2 separate regions of the Homo sapiens genome follow, and region 1 is linked to region 2. A link is a loop called in an ENCODE intact Hi-C map of the cell type or tissue named here. Cell type or tissue: A673. All regions are shown on one strand.

What was found. Hi-C counts contacts between places; a loop is a spot of excess contacts. Peaks named below come from ENCODE experiments on the same cell type or tissue, not always from the same donor. Only the 100,000 strongest peaks of a DNase experiment are listed, where the experiment ranks them.
Region 1: it touches region 2 in a loop (2.9-fold over the local background); 3 of 110 quality-filtered maps call a loop at or near these places.

What each region holds. Positions count from the first base shown.
Region 1 is chrX:133,211,252-133,219,251 of GRCh38, reverse strand. TFDP3 (transcription factor Dp family member 3) reads left to right here and starts at 898. Exons shown (of 1, transcript NM_016521.3): 1 at 898-2,590. The coding sequence starts at 993. The coding sequence ends at 2,210. In A673, a CTCF peak has its summit at 3,286 (motif pointing right); DNase peaks (open chromatin) are centred at 1,381, 3,301 and 4,701.
Region 2 is chrX:133,000,909-133,008,908 of GRCh38, reverse strand. No RefSeq gene overlaps it. Among named protein-coding and RNA genes, the nearest start is that of HS6ST2, 46 kb to the right of the region's middle. In A673, a CTCF peak has its summit at 3,696 (motif pointing left); no DNase peak of the experiment used is centred here.

The DNA.
Region 1 (8,000 bases), 210 kb before region 2:
GTGTGCAATCACATGCATTATTTCCAGAGTCGAGGTGCTAGAGGAAGTTGGTGTGGACTAGAGAAGCAGGCCTGAAGACACAGAGCCTGTGTGGCATGGTTATTAGGACTTTTGGTGAGTAAGGCAGAGTTGAGACCAACGGTGGGAGAAAGAGACTGCCACAGGCCTCTGCTTCTGCTGGGCTTTGTCTTGTTCTCTCTTTAGATTTCTTTCTCATTGGCAATGTGTGTAGCTTCCAAAGTGAGGTGTAGGCTGTGGACTTAGTCTATTGATTGTACCACAGCCCAACAAATAAATGATACTGTATATTGTTAACTCCTTTTTCCCATCTCTATCTACTCAGGAAGGCTTAGTGTAGCTGTTTGGGTAGAGAGACAAAAACTGGATTCTTCCACAATAAGCTTCTTGACCAGCAGGTGAAGAAATAATCCTTGCAAGAGCCCAGATCCAGCTTCTTGTGAGACAATGGCTGAGAAGAAATGATAGACGGGCCTGCAGAGGCCTACACGTCTGATTTTCATCAGTCCCTTTAGGATGTGCTATGGTTTAAATGTGTCCTCCAAAAGTTCATGTGTTGGAAACTTAATTACCATTGTAACAGTATTAAGAGGTAGGGCCAGAGGAGGAAAGGCTGAAGGCGTGAAAAGGCACGCAGGCGCACTGCACGGACCGCCCCCCTGCTGCTGCGCACCTCACGTGGCGCATGTTACGCCAGGTACCACACGCCACGTACTGCACACCACGTACCACACGCCACGTACCACACACCACGTACCACACGCCACACACATTATGCCACGCACGTTACGCCACGCACGTTACGCCACGCACGTTACGCCACGCACGTTACGCCACGCACGTTACGCCACGCACGTTACGCCACGCACGTTACGCCACGCACCTCACGGCAGCCCTACACTCGGCCTGGAAGAATTGTTTTTCTTCTCTGGAAAGGTGAACATTTATAGCATTTATTTCCCAAATCTGTTAACATGGCAAAATATGTCAGTCTCACTGAAGCTAACGAAGAACTCAAGGTCTTAATGGACGAGAACCAGACCAGCCGCCCCGTGGCCGTTCACACCTCCACCGTGAACCCGCTCGGGAAGCAGCTCTTGCCGAAAACCTTTGGACAGTCCAGTGTCAACATTGACCAGCAAGTGGTAATTGGTATGCCTCAGAGACCAGCAGCATCAAACATCCCTGTGGTAGGAAGCCCAAACCCACCCAGCACTCACTTTGCCTCTCAGAACCAGCATTCCTACTCCTCACCTCCTTGGGCCGGGCAGCACAACAGGAAAGGAGAGAAGAATGGCATGGGCCTGTGCCGTCTTTCCATGAAGGTCTGGGAGACGGTGCAGAGGAAAGGGACCACTTCCTGCCAGGAAGTGGTGGGCGAGCTGGTCGCCAAGTTCAGAGCTGCCAGCAACCACGCCTCACCAAACGAGTCAGCTTATGACGTGAAAAACATAAAACGGCGCACCTACGATGCCTTAAACGTGCTGATGGCCATGAATATCATCTCCAGGGAGAAAAAGAAGATCAAGTGGATTGGTCTGACCACCAACTCGGCTCAGAACTGTCAGAACTTACGGGTGGAAAGACAGAAGAGACTTGAAAGAATAAAGCAGAAACAGTCTGAACTTCAACAACTTATTCTACAGCAAATTGCTTTCAAGAACCTGGTGCTGAGAAACCAGTATGTGGAGGAGCAGGTCAGCCAGCGGCCGCTGCCCAACTCAGTCATCCACGTGCCCTTCATCATCATCAGCAGTAGCAAGAAGACCGTCATCAACTGCAGCATCTCCGACGACAAATCAGAATATCTGTTTAAGTTTAACAGCTCCTTTGAAATCCACGATGACACAGAAGTGCTGATGTGGATGGGCATGACTTTTGGGCTAGAGTCCGGGAGCTGCTCTGCCGAAGACCTTAAAATGGCCAGAAATTTGGTCCCAAAGGCTCTGGAGCCGTACGTGACAGAAATGGCTCAGGGAACTTTTGGAGGTGTGTTCACGACGGCAGGTTCCAGGTCTAATGGCACGTGGCTTTCTGCCAGTGACCTGACCAACATTGCGATTGGGATGCTGGCCACAAGCTCCGGTGGATCTCAGTACAGTGGCTCCAGGGTGGAGACCCCAGCAGTCGAGGAGGAAGAGGAGGAGGACAACAACGATGACGACCTCAGTGAGAATGACGAGGATGACTGACGTCCTCTCGCCTTAAGATTCAGCTTCAGGAAAACATTTAGGGAAAAGAAACTTTTTTTTTTTTTTTAATGTGAGGTTTTCTGTTTCTTTTTTGCCTACTCCCAAGAAGATATTGGTAAGCTATAGAATTTAGATATGCACCTCTGATAAGCAAGGATTGTTTCCCGTATGATTAAGACGTGCTGTTGATGTGTGTTTTGATACCAGTGTGCTGACACAGAATCTTTATTTACTTTTTAGGATTTTGTGTTTTCATTTTCTATTTTTCTTTAAATGCAGAGTTCATTGTTGCCCCTTAACAGTTTTTCCTGAGTTTACTGAAGAAATTGTACTTCATCCACATCCATGAAAATAAAATGCTCTCCTTTTGTGCACAGTGAGTACCGAATGCCGTTTATTTGCCTTGGATTTGGATGGCACCCCCACTGATGCATAGCAAGACTCTTGAGTTTTCCATTTGTTCAGTTTTGCAGTGTCCAGAGCCCCAAGCAAACGGCAGAATTCTATTTTCAGAACAATAAACACCATCAATCTTAAAAAAAAAGAGGTAGGGCCTTTAAGAGGTGATTAGGCCATAAGGGCTGTGCCCTCATCAATGGATTAATGCTGTTATAATAGGAATAGACTCTTGATAGAAGGATAATTTCAACCCTGTTCCTCTGTCTTGAATGCTTGCTTGCCATTCTGCCATGTTAGGACACAGCAGGAAGGTCTTCACTAGGTGCCAAGCATATGCTGGCACCATGGCTTTGGACTTCTCAGGCTCCAGAACCATAAGCCAAATAAATCTATTTTTCTTTATAAATTACCCAGTCTGTTATAGGAGCAGAAAACGAACTAAGACAGGATGGCTGAAGGCTCCTAGCCGGCAATCAATGCACATCTATCTATGCAGGAATCATTTGCTGACTGGAAGCAAGATGAGTAGGTTTTCCTTTTTCAAATTGGTGAGATAGAACAGCAGTGGAGCCTATAGCAGTGTCATGGTATGGTGAGAAGAAACTGGGTTAGAACCTAGGTAGGGAGATCTTGACTCATTAATATGAGAAAGTTGTACCAAAAGTGTGGCTGGGGACAGCAGAGGGAGCTGTTGCTTTCTTCAAGCACAGTTTCACAAAGGGTCATCTTTCCAACCATATGCAGACCTGTCCAGAGTTCCAAGAAAAAATAGACACTAGGATAATCACTGTGAAAGCAAGACCGTAAGACCCATTAAGAGAGGGCAGGTAGTTAATTACAATGAGATACCACTTCACACCCATTAGGATGGCTATTATGATTATTATTTTGAGATAAGGTCTCTATTGCCCAGGCCTGCAGTGCAGTGGAAAGATCATGGCTCACTGCAGCCTCAACGTTCCAGGCTCAATCAATCCTCCCACCTTAGCCTCCCGAGTAGCTGGGACTACAGCTACTCCACACCTAGCTAATTTTTTTTTTTTTGGTATTTTTTGTAGAGTTGGGGTTTCACCATGTTGCCCAGGCTGGTGTCGAGCCCCTGGGCTCAAGCAATCCACCTACCTCAGCGTCCAAAAGTGTTGAAATTACAGGTGTGAGCCACCACACGTGGTCATGACTGACTTCTTTTACTTAGCAAAATGTTTCCAAGGTTCATCCATCTTGTAGCATGGATCAGTACTTCATTCCTTTTTATGGGTAACATTCCATTGTATGGATAGATAGACTTTTTGTTTATCCAGTCATCTCTTGATGGCCAGTTGGGTTGTTTCTGCCTTTCGGCTATTGCGAGTAACAGTGCAGTGAACATTAGTATGCAAATATCTGTTCAAGTCTCTGCTTTCAATTCTCTTGAGTATGTGTGTATCTGGGAGTGGAATTACTGGGTCATATGGTAACACTATATTAAGCCTTTTGAGGAACCACCAGGCAGGTTTCCACAGAAGCTGTGAAACTCCCACCAGCAACATACAAGACATCTAAGACATGGTTTCGAGTAGTCTTGGGAGTAGAGAAGACACTACCAAGGTCACCTGTGTATAGTGATGGCACTGGCTGGTCCCTGTTTTTTGGGGGATCGGTTCCCTTGTGTCCTGTCTGAATACTTTTCCAAACCATGCTGCAAAACACGTGCCTTTTTTTCCCCCCATCAAGCCTTAACATAGTTGCCCCACTTTGGAAGGCTTTCAGCTCCTAAAAATTTCTGAGGAACGTTGGATCACTGAGAGGGCTGCTCCTCACCTCCAAGGGACATGTCACATAGCTCCACCTGCACTGCTTGTCAGATGTGGACTCCATGAAGGGGTGGGCACTGCCATAGCCAGTGTTCAGCCTTTGCCCTGCCTTCCCCTTGGCGCTGGCACCTAGAACATCCGAATGAACAGTCTCCTAAGGTCTGGAGCAAAGCCTTCCCAGCCAAGTGCAGCCAGCAGCCCCAGACAGTACCTCCTTTTGCCTTCTGGCCTCCTAATGTGCTTTGCATTAAAATATCCATTTTGGCTTTGCCTTTGAGTCAATTCTCAGGGGAGCAAGTAAAAGCTGAGCCATGAACATGTGGCCCATGGAGATGTAGTAGACAGAGAAATGACTGCAGTTCATTCCAGTCAGGCCCTTTTGGCGTTTTTCCCACACACCAGCAATGCCTAGGACTGACGTGTCCTTGTCTGAGCTCCGCCACTAACTGGAGGTACAATTTCAGCAAATCCCTTCTCTTCTCTCAGTCTCAGTTTCCCCATCTAATAAATGGGCAGGGAATCTCCAGGAGACACTTCCAACTCTAAATATTCTATTACTAACATTCAAGCAGAGCCTGACTCTAAGAAGCACAATCGGCATCCTTTCTGTGCGATAGAATGATAGTCAATGCTTTGGAAGATATTTGCTTTCCTGGCGAAAATGGTATGAAATAAATTTCTTTTATAATGATTCTGGTCTCAAGCCCTCCAAAACCCAGCTCCACTCTTGAAATGTTATAGGATAAGTTTTTATTTGCAGAATTTGAGTGTGACCTTTGCTGAGGCAGAACATGGTTTTGGGGGAGGGGGAGAGGCAAATGGAGGTGGGAAATACTGGATTGTGATTAACCAGATAATGAACCCCACCTGCTTTTAATCAGCCACTTCCTGTTCTCCCAGACCTCTAAACTTTTAATATTAATGGAAACAGATTTGAATTCTGGAAAGAGCTATTCTGGAAAATAATTGGATATTTACTAGGTGAAAAGTGAAATTGCACAGGCATTTCATAGGGTTTGGTATTTGACAGGTGCCATTTTTTCTTTCCAATGTGTTGCATACCTCTGTTTTATAAACCAATATGGATAGTGGTATAAAAGATTACGGGTTTACATGGTGGCAAGGCCTGGGAACATGTTCAGGGGGGTTGGTGGGCAGGAAGAGAGAACTTCAATTGGGGACAAGGCTGAAATGATTTGATTAGTAGGAAAAAAATATTTGAAGGCAAAGAATATTTCTTTAAAAGAAATATACCCATGTTCATAAATGGAGATTGCACAGAGAGAGAGAGAGAGAGAGAGATTGGCTTACCTGTGGAAGTCTGACTGCATACAAGAAGGTAACGCCTCCCTTGGCTTCTTAAAGAACTTTGTAGTTAGAGAAGGCAGGAAGGCACTGGAAGAGAGTGGGGAGATTTTATTAAAACAAAGCACAGAGCTCTCCAGGGTTGCAGGCAAGCAGAACAAATGGAAAGCAGATCTGCCAGAAAGCAAAGGAGGGCTGCTCCAGTGGGGTGACTCAGGCCCTTTGGGTTCTTTCCCTTGAGCGTCTCTCACTTCAGTCATTACTACTGTGATCATTAGGATTCCCCGCGTGTTTCCTCTTTAATGGTCTGGCCCTAGTGTGGACAGAGCCCCACCTTTTTTATTGAGATGGGGTTTTGCTCTGTCATTCAGGCAGGGGTGCAGTGGCACAATCATAGCTCACTGCAGCCTCGACCTCCTGGGCTCCAGCAATCCTCCCGCCTAGCCTCCAGAGTAGCTGGGACTGCAGGGACACACCATCACTCCCAGCTTTTTTTTTTTTATTTTGTACAGATTTATGTTGCCCAGGCTCAAGCGATCCTTCTGCCTCGGCCTCTCAAAGTGCTGGGCCTCTCAAAGTGTGAGCCACCACACCTGGCCAACAGAGCACATTTTAGGGGGATTCCTTCAGAGACAGCTGAAACTGGCTGTCCCTCTGCCCCTCTCTCCTTCCCCCCCTCCCCCCCCTCTTCCCCTCTCCCCCTCTCCCCGCCTCCCCCTCTTCCCCTCTCCCTGTCTTCCCTCTCCCATCTCTCCCGCCTCACTCTTGTCACCCAGGCTGGAGTGCAGTGGCGCGATCTCGGCTCACTGCAACTTAGCCTCCCAGGTTCAAGTGATTCTTGTACCTCAGCCTCCTGAGTAGCTGGGATTACAGGTATGCACCACCACACCAAGCTATTGTTTGTGTTTTTAGTAGAGACAGGGTTTTCACAATGTTGGCCAGGCTGGTCTTGAACTCCTGACCTCAAGTAATCTACCCACCTCAGCCTCCTGAAGTGCTTGGATTACAGATGCGCACTACCACTCCTGGCTAATTTGTGTGTGTGCATGTATTTTTGAATAGAGATGGGGTTTTACCATGTTGACCAGGCTTATCTCAAACTCCTGACCTTAAGTGACCTGCCTGCCTCAGCCTCCCAAAGTGCTTGGATTACAGGTGTGAGTCACTGTGCCCGGCTTGATTTTCTTTTTCTTTTCTTTTCTTTTCTTTTCTTTTTTTTTTTTTTTTTTGAGACGGAATCTCGCTCTGTCTCCCAGTCTGGAGTGCAGTGGCAGGATCTCAGCTCACTGCAACCTCCGCCTCCTGTGTTCAAGCAATTCTCCTGCCTCAGCCTTCTGAGTAGCTGGGATTACAGGTGTTTGCCACCATGCCCAGCTAATTTTTGTATTTTTTAGTAGAGATGGGGCTTTGCCATGTTGGCCAGGCTTGTCTCGAACTCCTGACCTCAAGTGATCTGCCCACCTCAGCTTCCCAAAGTGCCGGGATTACAGCTGTGAGCCACCTCAACCGGCCTGGCCTGATTTTCTTAAAAAATATATTTTTAAATTTAAATTAAGGAGAAAACACCAAGGAAATGCTTTACAGAGAATACATGCAACACTCAAAACAGGCTTCCATAGCAGATATTTTCCTGATCCTGCTATAATTTACTTGTAGTCCCAGAGGCAGGTCTAGTTTTACCATAATCTTAGCTGCTTTCTGGTCCTGCTAGTTCCCTGTCAGTCTCAATATGACAGCCACCATCTTATTTCCCACCAGAAGAGTGTGAGCACCCAGTTATCTCTTCTCTTTCTAACCAGGGTAGAAGGACTTGTTTCCCCAGCCCTATTTTTTCTCCCTCCAATCAGTGGTTCTAGTTTTCAGCTGAAGGATTCTCCTTGTTGACCATCAATTGGTAGGTTGAGGTGTGTCTTTCATCTGTGAGTATAATGTTGGTCACATGTGAGGCTGGCCAGTGAAGTCTGGACTGCTCAGTGCAGGCTGAGCCACTGATGGGAGAACAATTGAGTCCCCCACTTATTGATGAAGTAGCATATTTAGGTCTCAAGGGACAGACAGAATTACTTTGTAGGGCTTTATCCATATCCTTTGGGGAGGACACTGTAGGAGTATTAAAGAAGTAGCTTAATCATATAAAAAGCCTTCTTCTGAGGAGGAGTCTTGATTGGCCATATGTGCCATTCCGCCTTTTCAGTTTCTTTAGATAGTTACTTGGAGAAAAAGATAAAATGGTTTAGCTTTCTCGAATTCATGAAGAAAATGGTGCTCTTATCCTGAAAACTGACTTATCCTG
Region 2 (8,000 bases):
CAGGATTTGGGAACTATACATTGTGTTCATCATATACACTGATTACTCTCATATCAATGCTGAATTCCACTCATCATCTGTCCCCACAACAGCCAACAGCATGTACTTGAAAAGCTGGTCAGTGCATGAATGATGTCATTCCTGCTGAACAACATTTAACAGGAGAAAGGCTGGCAGATGGGCAGTGTTGCCCAGGGTGGCAGAGGTGACTACAGACATGACCAATATACAGGAACAAACTCCTATTGCCAGATCCCTACTCATCATCCAAACATCAGGATAAACACTTTCTTGTATTCCCCAAAAGACAATGCTATGTCCCTACCAAATGACATACTTCCTTTGAATGAGTGGAAACCCATCCTAATCCCCAATAGACATAATATCCTGAATGTGGTTGGCAGAATAATGGCCCCCTCAAAGATAACCGTATCCTAATCCCCAGAATCTCTGAATATGATATGTTACATGGCAAAGGGAAATTACAGGTGGAATTAAGGCTGCTTATCACCTTATCTTAAAATGAAAGGTTATCCCTTCTGTGGAGGCGGAGGCAGGAGAATTGCTTGAACCTAGGAGGTGGAGGTTGCAGTGAGCCAAGACCGTACCATTGCACTCCAGCTTGGGCAACAAGAGCGAAACTCCATAAAAGAAAGGAAAGAAAGGAAAGGAAGGAAGGAAGAAAGGAAGGAAGGAAGGAAAAGAAAGAGAAAGAAAGGTGATCCTGGATGATCTGGGTGGGCCCAATGTAATCACAAAGGTTCTTAAAAGTAGAAGAAGGAGGAAGAACCAGAAAGATGATATCATAGGAAGGCTCAGCTTGACATTGCTGGCTTCAAATATGGAGGATGGGGCCATGAGCCAAGGAATACGGGTGGCCTCTAGAAGCTGGAAAAGGAAAGGAAATGGATTCCCTCTTAGCACCTCTGGAAGGAACACAGCCACTCTGGCACTTTGATTTAGCCCAGTAGGAGCTATTTCTGACTTAGGACCTCCAGAATTGTAAGATAATAAATTTGTGTTTTAAGCTGCTAATTTTGTGGTAATTTGTTACAGCAGCAATAGAAAACTAATATAGCATGGAATTACTAAGAGGTGCCCCAGAGACTCCCCTGGGTTCCAGATGACAATGTGGAACTTGGCCTGAGTGACCCTGTGACACTAGAAAACAGTGACGAATTCTCTCACCCTTTTGTGCTCCAGGAAATGACTTATTGCAAAGAATCATGCTTCTCCATATGAGTTGTGCATGACCTCCTTGTTTACTTACTGATGACAAGGCCAGACACAGACTCTCCAAATTCCCATTCTTCGTCATATAAATTTGTATTAGACTGTTCTCGCATTGCTATAAAGAACTACTGGAGACTTGGTAATTTATAAAGAAAAGAGGTTTAATTGGCTCATAGTTCTGCAGGCTGTATAGGTAACAAGGCTGGGGAGGCCTTAGGAAACTTGCAATTACGGTGGAAGGCAAAAGGGGAAGCAGGCACACCTTCACATGGTGGATCAGAAGAGAGAGAGCGAAGGGGAAGTTGCCACACACTTTTTTAAACAACCAGATCCTCATGAGAACTCTATTACAAGACAGCACTAAGCGGATGGTGCTAAACCATTAGAAACCACCTCCATAATCCAGTCACCTCTCACCAGGCCCCACCTCCAACACTGGGGATTTTCAACATGAGATTTGGGTGGGGACACAGAGTGAAACCGTATCAAAATTGAACTGACCTGGTTGTCCCCACTGACCAATCTGGACAAAATACCAACTAACTTGACTGGAGCAAACTTTAGTCTGGCTTCTCCCCTCTCCACAGACCCTTGAGCTTTGACCCACACTGTCAGCCTGAGCAAGTATCACAATGCAGAACAGCCCCTCCTTTCCTTAATGATCCCTCCAGGAAAATCAGCTGACCAAAAAGAAAGATTTTTTTTTTTTTTTTGAGACAGAGTCTCACTCTATCACCCAGGCTGGAGTGCAGTGGTGCGATCTCGGCTCACTGCAACCTCTGCCTCCAGGGTTTAAACAATTCTCCTGCTTCAGCCTCCCGAGTAGCTGGGACTACAGGTGCATGCCACCTTGCCCAGCTATGTTTTTGGTATTTTTAGTAGAGATGGGGTTTCACCATGTTGGCCACGCTGGTCTCAAACTCCTGACTTCAAATCATCCACCTGCCTCGGCCTCCCAAAGTGCTGGGATTACAGGCGTGAGCCACTGTGCCCGGCCAAGAAAGACATCTTTGATTGATTGTCCAATTATGCCACATACTCATTTCATGCCCTTGTATCTGGTTATTTCTAGCCTGCCTTAATTCTTCCTATAAAAGAAAAACCCTTTCTACCTGACTTTTGAGATACTTGCAGATATTATGGTCACAGGGTTATCCCTACCACAGTAGTCCCATTCCTTCTATTTCAACGGTCCCTTCAAATAAAGCGTCTCTTTACCAAAGTCCAGATTTGTTTGTTGTCGTTGTTGTTGTTGTTTTGACCCGTAGTCTTCCTTGGCTCCAATGTGTAGCAGCAACCTGATTTCTCTTTGGTAATCAGGATCCATGACTAGTAGATTAACCCCTCCTTATGCCAGTATTTTCAGCAGCACAAGGAGACCAAAATGGCCAAATGGCACTTTCAACTTCCAATTCAGTGGAAATACTGTTGTGCCTCTGGTGGAAGCATCCCCGCCTTGGGAACCAGTATCTCTAAATGAGCAGAGCTCAAAATTCCTGAAATGGAAAGCAAAAATTCAGGAAGTGGGTTATTAGGTGTAATCGTGAGAGGAGCCACCCCTACTGCCACTCCCTGATTTCTTAGCCCATTTATTATGGGTATGGAGAAGATAACACCACACTGTGGTCTCACATTTAAAGCACAAACTGCATCCTGTGAGCTGAATCCCATCCAGTCAGGATGTTTTTCTTCTAATTGGCACTGCAACTGAGTCTTCAGTAAGCCATTCCACCTTTCAGTTGGACCAGCTGTTTCTGGGTAATGAGGTATGTCACAACACCAGTTACATCCATGGGTATGAGACCTTTGCCACACTTCTTTTGCTGTGAGATGAATTCCTTTGCTGATAAGATTCAGGGCTGTGTGGAATGCCATGATGGAAGATTGGGCATTCTGTGAGTCTATGGATGGTGGTGCTAAGAGAAGCATTACTAGTAGGGAAGACAAACCATATCTATATTTATACCCAGATCTCTGTATCTATTTTAGTGAGGACAAATATTTGCCTCCATGGTGGAAGAGGTCCAGTGTCGTCAGTCTGGCAGTAGGTGGCTGGTTGGTCATCTTAGGAATGGTGCCGTATCTGGGGCTCAGTGTTCATCACTGCCATCAGCAGGTTAGGCCCTCAAGATAGCTTTAGCCAGGCCAGCCTTCATGAAGGGAGGTTCATGTTGTTTTGCCTGTGCCCAGCTTCCATCTCTGCCACCACTGCCACTTTGTCCACAGGCCTGTTCGGCAAGCACTCAGATGGCTGGAGAAAGAAGCTGACTGACATTGCCAGGGTGCATAATTTTGTCTACCTGATATTGTCACAGTCTGTGTCCATTCTGAGTCATCTGTCCACATACTTCTTCCCCAGACTTCCTCATATCCACACCGCTGACCCACTCCACAGTACCAGCTGCATGAAACAGCAGAGCCCCCTTTCTCCTGCAATGTCCTTCCATCGCCCTCTACTGGTAAAGCTCAGCATTTTCATTTTGGAATGTTTTAAAGAATTTTGTCCATTATCACAGAGCACTTATTGATGGATGAATTTGGAACTAAAAGATGATACATTGATAACTGGGAGAACTTCTTCACTTCAATATCACCAAAACCTTGGCCTATGTAGATTGGAATCTTGTTTGCTTAGCTAGTAAATTTCTGAGCCTCAGTTTTTTTTTGACCCTTGGTTAATAGCTCAAAAGGCATATTCCCCAACCCTGGATCCATCTGTAACATGAAAGGCTTAATACTTGTATGTTTTCAGCAACATAGTCCCCAAATACTTGAAAGGTCCCTTCATAATCTTGCCTAAAACCCCTGATCCCACCTTTTTCTACCCCACAGAATACTTGCTTCACCTAAAAATTTAAAAACAAGGTATGCATTCATTCCACAGTCATGGATGCTCCAAAAAGGTGATTAGGCTAGTTCATCTGCAAACACAGGCTTTAAGGCTCTTAGGTTTGAGGGAAGAAAGACACAGACACACATTTTTTTTTTTTTTTTTTTTTTTTTGAGACTGAGTCTTACTCTGTCGGCCAGGCTGGAGTGCAGTGGCACAATCTAGGATCAGTGCAACATCTGCCTCCCAGGTTTAGCGACGCTCATGCCTCAGCCTCCCGAGTAGCCTGGGATTACAGGCACACGCTACTATGCCCTGCTAATTTTTGTATTTTTAGTAGAGAAGGGGTTTCACCAAGATGGCCAGGCTGGCCTCAAACTCCTGACCACCCGCCTTGGCCTCCCAAAGTGCTGAGATTACAGGGCGAGCCACTGTGCCCAGTCAGAATTTTTTATACTAACATGCCACCCCTGCTTTCCTTCCAGTCTTTTTGACGCAGAGAAGGTCTACTGATTTGCATTAGGAAAGAATCGCTGGTGGTAATGAAAGTACTAGACAGAAGCTGACCTGATGTAACAATTGTTTTCCATACCTGAGATTTTACTGCTGCTACAGGGCCCTGGGCATCATGGTACTGAGCAGTTTCTGAGATAGCTTAGGCCACCAGTATGTCCTCTGGTGCATACTGGATATCCTTGGGCACGGTTGGTGCCCTTTGATCAGGGCCTACCCAGAAGGCCTAGGGTAGCTGCAAAACACTCATAGGACTGTCCCCAGTTCCCATAAAGCCTCTGCCTAGTTTTCAGGCAGACAGTTTTCTACTCTACTCGATGAAACATGCAAGCCCATTGTTCTTCAGCCCCTCCGTATGCAGCAGCCTGGTTCATTACATAATAGACTACTTTTACTTTGGATTGAGTCCACTCATCTCTCATAGCCCACTTTTATGTCTGCTGTCACTTCATTCAGTCTCTAAAACCTCTCCATTTATTAGCACCCTCCATTCAGTCTCCTCCCCAAGACTGCCTTTCCTCAAAGTATCACATTCTTCAATTGCCTCTTATTCATTCTTACATCTCTTTCACTCCTCTTAACCTTCCTTTACAGCACATGAAAACTTTCCTTTTCTCAGCCGGCTGGGCCTCCCCAGGTGTTGGCATGATAGCAGTTGCACTGTCAAGGTGAAGACTTCCTTACTAAAACTCCACTCTCCTCTGGCTGGTGTCATCCAGGGCCCTGGGGTAAAGAGACCAAGGATTGAGTCCAAAAAATCACTCCTGAGTCTGGTAGGGATAAAACATATTTAATTTAGTCATATGAGCCACTTGGTTTTTGCTGTAATGGCCATATTTTTTCCATTTGGGAGCACATTAGTAATTCTGAGGGAGAAGTTGGAGATTAGCAGAGAGAAATACAAGTAGGAAATGAAAAGTTTGCTAAGCAGAGAGTATCCTTTAGCAATAATTATGACCATTATTGAAAATGATTATCTTCTCTTAAGGATTTTCAGTTTCCTCTTTTAGAAGCTTCTAATTTTCTTTTTGCCCTTTTCATTTTACAAGCAATTATCCGTAAGTGCAACTGAAGTGCCAGGGATCTGAGTTGTTATTCTTAAAATTGAAAACTACCAAGTCTAAGGAGTAAATGTGAAAATTGATAATATTTTTCACATGCTGTCTCTGTGGGGTTTGTTGTTATTTTTAGGGGCATGACTTCCATAAAAAAAGAAAACAAGCTACTGTGTTTGTTTTCATTATAGAAACGACCACATTAGCCATGGTTTTAGGTCTTGATCCAACAGCCACTAAGTGAAACCTGCCTTGTCTGTTGCTCTACCCCAGACTGGTTGGGGTTGCAGTGAGACGAGTCCTCAAAGATTGCCACTTCTTTTTTTTTTTTTTTTAGACAGGGTCTTGCTCTGTCGCCCAGGCTGGGGTGCAGTGGCGTAATCATGGCTCACTGCAGCCTCAATCTCCTGAGCTCAAGCAATCCCACCTAAGCCTCCCAAATAACTGGGACCCCAGGTGCATGCCACCATGCCCGGCTATTGTGGTAGTGTTGTATTTTTAGTAGAGATGGATTTTCACAGTGAGCCAAGATTGTGCCATTGCACTCCAGCCTGGGCGACAGAGTGAGACTCCGAAAAAAAAACCAAAAATGAAAACAAAAACAAAAAACAAACAAAAAACACTAAACTAAGAATATAACTGGATTGTTTGTAACACAAAGAATAAATGCTTGAGGGGATGGATACCCTCCCTGCCAAAAAATGTCATGTATATTCTTAAGTGTTAAACAAGGGTACACCTGTATTCTAGGATTACATGATGGTTATGAGACCAAATTTAGGAGTAAAACGGAATAAATAAATACTGCAAAACACTTCCCACATTGTTAATATCTTAGAATTCTAAAGTTCTTAATCCCTGAAGAAAGCTATGGGTCAAAATTAATGTTTTCCAGTTTGGTAAGTAATTACAGACTCTAAAGAACTTACACTTTTCCCATTTCCCTCCTCTTTCCTATCCCTCTTCTCTATGCCACACCACCCCCTTTTCCAACGCCGTTTGTCTATGGGGTTATAGGCAATTTCTAAGCAAATTGCTTGAGTCTGGGTTCCTGAGAAGTGTAGATAGCACATATTCAATGATGTGCCAGAGTTGGTTTGTACTGGTACAAGATGATCGTGCACATTTCTTTCCAATCCTACATTCGGTGACATCTGTTGATAACTTGACCTTAGTCATGGTGGGAGTGTTTACTCCTTGGAAGTTGGTAAATACTACAAATCAGGTCTTTCCTTTTTGCCTTTCAGAGAGCTGGTTGTTAAACATTTACCACCACGCATATCCCTCTTGGGTTCTCTTAGAGAGACATTGACTATCTTCCTGAACAGGGTAGGAATGTATTTGGTAGCACATAATTGAAAACCCAACTGAACAATAGTGTAAACATATGTGTCTTATAGCAGGTAGTGTTGAGAATCATTGTTTGTACTGTAGGAAATCAACTGCCATGAGGAGTCATGCTTTAGCATTTGTTCAGCTCTGCCTTCCTTAGCATGTTGGCCATATGGTTCCCCTTTCAACCTATGTATTGCACCCCCAGACAATACATTTTGCATATGGCCACCAATAACTGCAAGATGGCCTGATAAATGTGTGTTTAGCTTTGCAACCTCTGCGGAAATGTTCAAAAATGTGAAAGCTGAAAAGTAATACAAAGAAACTTTATGTCCTCATCATCTGTCTATAACAATTATCAACCCATGATGAATGGGATGTAATCTCTACCTGCTCCCCCTTCCTAACAGCATGAGATTATTTTGAAGCAAAATCTAGGCATCATAACATTTCATTTATGTAAAATGTAAATATGTATGGGAGCCTGCTTGCTTTTTTTTGGGGGGGACAGAGTATCCTTCTGTCACTCAGGGTGGAGTGCAGTGGTATGAACATAGCTCACTACAGCCTTGACCTTCTGGGCTCAAGCAATCCTCACTCACTGCAACCTCTGCCTCTGGGGTTCAAGTGATTCTCCTGCTTCAGCCTCCCAAGTAGCTGGGACTACAGGTGTGTGCCACCACGCCCAGCTAATTTTTGTATTTTTTTTTGTAGGGACAGGGTTTCTCCATGTTGTCCAGGCTGGTCTCGAACTCCTAGGCTCAAGTGATCCATCTGCCTCCGCTTCCCAGAGTGCTGGGATTACAGGCATAAGCCACTGCACCTGGCCTGGGAGCTTGCTTTTAAAAGAAGGCATGGGAACATTTATGAATAGCCTTCATTAAATATGCAATTTACAGTGGTAGCTGTTTAGGGCCAGAATGTTTTCTCTTTTTGTGGGTGTAAGATGGGTGGCGGTGCAGAAAGAAGAATGATGACAGGTTCTGCCTGTAGTATTTTATAGACGGCCCTGTCCTTTCTTTATATCATACATA